Regions from separate parts of the Homo sapiens genome. Here region 2 is linked to region 1. Evidence: chromatin contacts called from ENCODE Hi-C data. All regions are on one chromosome and are shown on one strand. The core of a region is the stretch at or near the end of the contact, and the rest is flanking DNA. Distances in the headings are between cores, read along the strand shown.

Region 1 (2,700 bases), core at 118-2,617:
TACATATTAATATTCCAGTTCCTTTGCGGACAGAAAGGGGAAGGAGGGCAAGGTTAAATTTATAGCAAAGTAATAAAGTAAAATATACAACAAAATAATAAGTAAAAGAAATTAAATGACAAAAAAGACACTGTGACAACTGTTGTCATGGAATGTTAACTGCACATTAAGTGCATAATTGTTTCGTTTAATCCTCCCCATACCTCTTTTGAGGTAGGTAATATCCCATTTTACAGATAAGAACATTGAGACTCAAAGATTCCAATCCAGAACAAGGCTCTATTGTCACTGATACTTTTTTGTTAAAGTAGAAAAACAATAGATTATAATTTGATATGCTTCTACAGGCGATCAACAAAACACTGTCATCCTGCTTAGAAATTATTTTCAATTTGTGAGTCAAATTCAAGCTTCCATTATAAGGTCTTGAGAATTACACAGTGGTCTGAGTATCACAAGTTATACTTGATCACTTTCAAACTTACCAGTCTATCACAGGCCACAACTATACAAAGGAAACGAGTAGTGGTGGGTAGCAGTTTAGTTACAGTGAGTAGCAACGTTATTACTTTTTAAAATTCTAATGCTGTAAAATCCCAAATACCTTTGTATTCACAATTCAACCTTCCCACTCATCTGCTATTAACTTTTTTGCAACACCACATAACACAACTAGCCCGTTACTACACGCGCTTACCCTCCCACTGTGATCGGTCCTGATTTCATTGTGTACTGTCTCAAACTGCTCAGTGGGTTCTGATTGCTTCCACCCCTCGTCCCTTTAGCTCCTGGCAGGCAGTGAACTAGTCTTCAAGTTACTCAGCACCTTCCTCAGAATCCAGCACCGCGCTGGCCCATAATTAGCAGGTGCTCAAGGTATCGCCTAATTACCCAGGGAACCATGGAGTTGAATAGTGAGTGAGAAAGACGAATGCTCTCCCTTTTATGTACAGAGAAGGTAGTTACGTGATGCTTGGAGTTAAGCAAGTGCAGAAAGTAACATGCCGAGACAGGAGTAGGTGAGAGGGCTTTAAAGGCGGGAAGGGGCGGCGAAGAGCCGAGGTACGTGGCGACCCAGAGGAGAGGGGCCCGGAGGCTGCCGGCGGAAACCAGGCCGCCGAGGGTCCCGACGGGGAGGTGGGGTGCGGGCACTGAGGCTGGGACCTCCGCCCAGGTCAGGGACACGCGGCCGGGCTGAGGCCGCCGCCTCACCTTTGCAGTTGAAGCCGGCGGGGTTGTGGTAGTCGAGAGCCGTCAACTTGCGTCGGAACATGGTCCCCGCTTCTCGCTCTGGTCCCCCGGGCCTCGGCCGGGAGAGAAGAAGCGAGGTGGAGCGGGAGGCGCAGGCACCGGCGACGCGGCGAGAGGGCGGGCAGGCGCTGAGTCGCTCCGAAATGACGGCGGCCTTCGCCAATCGTGGCTTAAAAGCGGTGGCCGCCGGCAAATGCCCACCAATCGCGGCTCCGGCTGGGGAGGCGGGGCCACGTCGGCGCACGTCGACGCTCAAATAAACTTTATTGTCAGCTTCCTGGTTGTACAATAGGCAGAAAACCACCGGGAAGCCACTTTCCTTTCTTTCTTGCTATAGCATGCAGAGAATAGTATATGTAGGCTTTTGGTATTCGCTGTACCTCCCGTTGGATTACAGAATTACTGTTTAGTGTTTTGAGTGCATTCATTCATTTTATTACTCCTCCTACATAACAGGTGCTCTTCTAACACTGGTAATACAAAGACTACAAAGCAAGGTCCCTATAGTAAGATGCTTTCAGACTAATTGGGAGTGATCCACAGGTAAACATACAATTGTTAATACGATGCGATCGTTCCAGATATCCTCAGCCAGAGTGAAATCTGAAGCCGAGATCGTCCCTCACTCCCCCTCACCCTCGGTCACAGCATCCAGTAGGTCACCAATTCCTGCCATTCTGTCTCTCCTAACTCTCAAATCCCTCACCTCCTTTCGGACCCCACTGATACAGCCACAGATCAGATCCTCATCACTTTTGCTTACTCTAATTATCTGATTGATTTCTTAGGGCCAGTCCTGCGTTCTCCAAACCATTCCTCCATACAGCGATGAGAGAGATTTTTCTAAAGCAAAAACCTGTACATAACTTTCTCTGCTTATGTTTTAGTGGTTCCTGGTTACCCCCTAGAAATAATCAAAACTCCTTATTGTATTTAAGATCTTTCCTGATCCAGTCTCTACTTGCTTTTCAGACAGTGGAGAGAGAGCAGTGAACAAGACAGACCAGGCCCCTATTTTCATGGAGTTTAAAAGGCTAATGAGGGAAACAATAAACAGATAAGTATAAACTAAGGCTTGAAGATGGTGAGGCATTCACCATGCAGTCAAAAGGGTAACCTAGTTTGAGGGAAGAGGATGTATAAAGGCAAGAAATGAGCAACAGCATGGCCCAGAGGGACTAGAGCTTATAGGGGCTGGAGGGTGAGAGGGAATGACAGCTGATAAGACTATAGACAAAGGCAGGGCTCTGATAAGGAAAAGCCTCTCATGGCAAGCTAAGGGGAGCTATTGAAATTCTTGGGGGTAAGCCAACTATGTACGTTTCATTTCATTTCATTAATTAAGATTTTAATTAAACACTTAGGATCTGAGGAGCATACAAATGAGTAAACTACAGTCTCTATTTTCAGGAAGTTTAAGTATAATGACAAATATAGATGTGTAAATAA
Region 2 (2,794 bases), core at 84-2,583, 2.5 Mb before region 1:
GTTGTACTGTCCAATACACTAGCCACATTTTACTTAAAGTGATGTGAAATTTAAAGTTCAGTTCCTCAGTCATGCTAGACAATTTACAAGTGCCCAATGGCCACATGTGGCTAGTGGCTACTGTATTGGGCAATGTTTAGGTATCGAAAATTTTCACCATCACAGAAGGTTCTATTGCACAGCACTGGACAGACCCTGCTTCTAAACTATTCTACGCAATTTGCTAGGTGAACGATCTTTAATGCAAATCTAAACATGGTCTTCTTTTGCTCAAAAGCCTTCAATGATTTTCTCTTCCATCAGCAGCAATCAGTTAATAGAGTTTTTTTCTTTTAAAAATGGTTGTAATGGAAAGTTAAATCAATTTTGAATCAATTTTGTGTGTTAAGACCAGCATTAAAAACAAGTAGCAAAAGAGAGAAGGGAAAGTACTTATGGATCATTAGTACAGTTTTGTGAAATTTTTGTTTTGGTCATATCTATATTTCTTTGCCTCTATAACTAGATTTCCACCTCTTCATAACTTGATGTCTGTATGATATTCCACTGGGTTGCAATGAAAAAAATCTTTCTAGTTGTGTGTGGTGAGCAAAAAATTTGGGCTTATGGGATAAGAAGTCTGAGCTCCGTAATGAAGCATTATAAGGCCCTCTATGATCTGATCCCTTGCTAATTCATTTCTAAGTCTCACCACTGTCTTGCACTTAGGTTCCATTAATACAGAATTGCTGCTGGTTTCACCTGAGACACGAAGCTTTATTTTTCTTTTCTTTTTTCCATCTCTGTTGCGTTTCCTCATTCTGAACTGTTTCCTTGGACTGCCAGTTCTACCTTCTTTTTGCCTGGAGAACTTATCATCATCTAAGGCCAACTTAGGAAACACCTACAGCAGGAATCCTGCCTAAATGCTCCAGGGCGGGCTGGCTGTCCTTCTTTGACCTTTCAGAGCATCCCACACACATCCGTTTACGGGGTTATAATAACGTAATTATTTATTTAGGTGTTCATTTCCGGCACTATACTAAGTTCTTTCAGTGCAGGTACTATCTTATTCATCTTTGTATCTGAAGCGAGAAGCGCGGTACCTGTAACAAACTAGGCATTCATTCAATAAATATTTGTTGAAAGAATAAACGCAAGAAGGAAGGAAAAATCAATCAACAACTGTGCGGACAATGTCAGTGCAACGCAGACTCCGGCCATCAGAGGGCGCCGGGGCGGCTGGGCTGGTGCGCAGGCGCGCTGAGAGGGCTGGCGCCGCGGCGGTAGCGGTGGCGGTCGCGGCTGTGGCCGGGGGAAGTGAATGGTTTTACCCAGAGGGCCCTGCGCCGCCTTTCTCCGCTGGCAACGGCGCCGCTCCCCGCTCCTCCTCCCCAGCCATGGCGTTCACGTTCGCGGCCTTCTGCTACATGCTGGCGCTGCTGCTCACTGCCGCGCTCATCTTCTTCGCCATTTGGCACGTGAGTAGCTGGGGCTGGGGAAAGGAGGGCGAGGCGGCAACACAGCCTCTTTTCGCCCCGGGCCCGCGGTCCGGGCCGCCACGGCCGCCGGGGCTTTGCGCGTCGGGGATGCGGCCCGGCTGGCACGGGCCGCGCGGCGAGGGGTCTGGGGGCCGCGGGTACTGGAGGAGCCGGGGCGCGCAGTCGCCAGGTGGACGCGCCCGCGTTGCCTCGGCACAGGCCGCGCGCACCGCTACTCCTCCCCTACTGGATGGGGCGGCCGCGGTCCAGGCGGGCGCCCGCGGTTCCGCGCTGCGTTCGCACCGACCTCTGCCGGCCCGCGGCCCTGCATTCCCGGGGAGGATGTCGACAGCGCGGTGGGACGGCCGTAGTGTGAATGAAGTTTTCCGAATTTTTGTTAATACAGATTGACTTTCTTTTAGGGTTTCCACAGAACTGTGGCCAAAATGTAACCTACTTAGGGTGAATTTCCAACTCTACTTTTCAGCACTTGTTCGGTGCTCTTCAAATCAAATCACTTTTTTTCTCTTTTTCCAGATTGTTGTTTCCTGGTGAACTTTGATGCAAGTTCAATTGATTACTTTGTTGATTGCATGTGCGCGTTTCCCCCCCAAATCATACTTTGACCGCTGGAGTTTCAACAGGCAGCTTTCCAAGCCACCCTTATATTCAGGATTGCTTGATTTAGTAGAGGGAGTTTTCATTTGATTTTGAGATGCTCAGAAACCTTAAGCTTTTCTGGGGCAGTATTTATTTCTGTTACACACATCATCATCACTATTGCAGGGTGGAAGCACAGCCTTACTGGTCCCTCTAAGGAAAAAGTCGTAAGTTCCCTGTGACATAGTTCTACAGAGATAAGAATTTCTGTTGCTTTAGCACAAAATTAAAAGCCTTGAGAGCCTTCTGGAAATCATTCATTAAAAATTTATCTCATACTTGCTTCTCTTTTCCCCATATTCCAGTGCCTTCTGGAATGTTGCTTTTAATTTGAATGACCGCGTTCACTCTTACGTAGATTTTAAGTCAGGTTTCATCATGCCAGTAACAAGGATTTCTATGAAACATACGGAGGGGCAGAATGATTAAACAGCAGCAGCGTCTTGTGCAAAAAAGTCTCGAAAGTGGAAGCATATCACAAATCCATTCCTTTTTGCTAAGCAGTGTGATTATGTTTACAATTATTTTAGGACCTGACTGCTTATTGTAATCAGGAATACTTATGTAGGCTATTAACTGTGTCGGAAATAACTGCTACCTCAGAATGCTTGTCAGTAGGAGCAGTAATTTGAAGAGCATCTTCAGCCCTGCTTTGATGGAAGAACAATACCTAA

What was found. A loop is a pair of places that touch in the nucleus more often than their neighbours do. Pooled maps may share reads with other maps.
Region 2: a loop to region 1 is called in a pooled map, with 4 times the contacts of the local background. The contact joins the promoter of CNIH1 here to the promoter of RTRAF in region 1. A Hi-C loop is called at or near these places in 4 of 50 pooled maps.

What each region holds. Positions count from the first base shown.
Region 1 is chr14:51,988,213-51,990,912 of GRCh38, reverse strand. RTRAF (RNA transcription, translation and transport factor) reads right to left here and starts at 1,367. Exons shown (of 8, transcript NM_016039.3): 1 at 1,213-1,367. The coding sequence starts at 1,273. It overlaps LOC105370497 (a long non-coding RNA gene), which reads left to right and starts at 329. Exons shown (of 3, transcript XR_007064166.1): 1 at 329-394; 2 at 2,224-2,700. RefSeq lists enhancers at 888-947, 1,288-1,582.
Region 2 is chr14:54,439,913-54,442,706 of GRCh38, reverse strand. CNIH1 (cornichon family member 1) reads left to right here and starts at 1,333. Exons shown (of 5, transcript NM_005776.3): 1 at 1,333-1,460. The coding sequence starts at 1,380. RefSeq lists enhancers at 990-1,049, 926-1,724 and silencers at 1,130-1,399, 1,440-1,799, 1,810-1,859.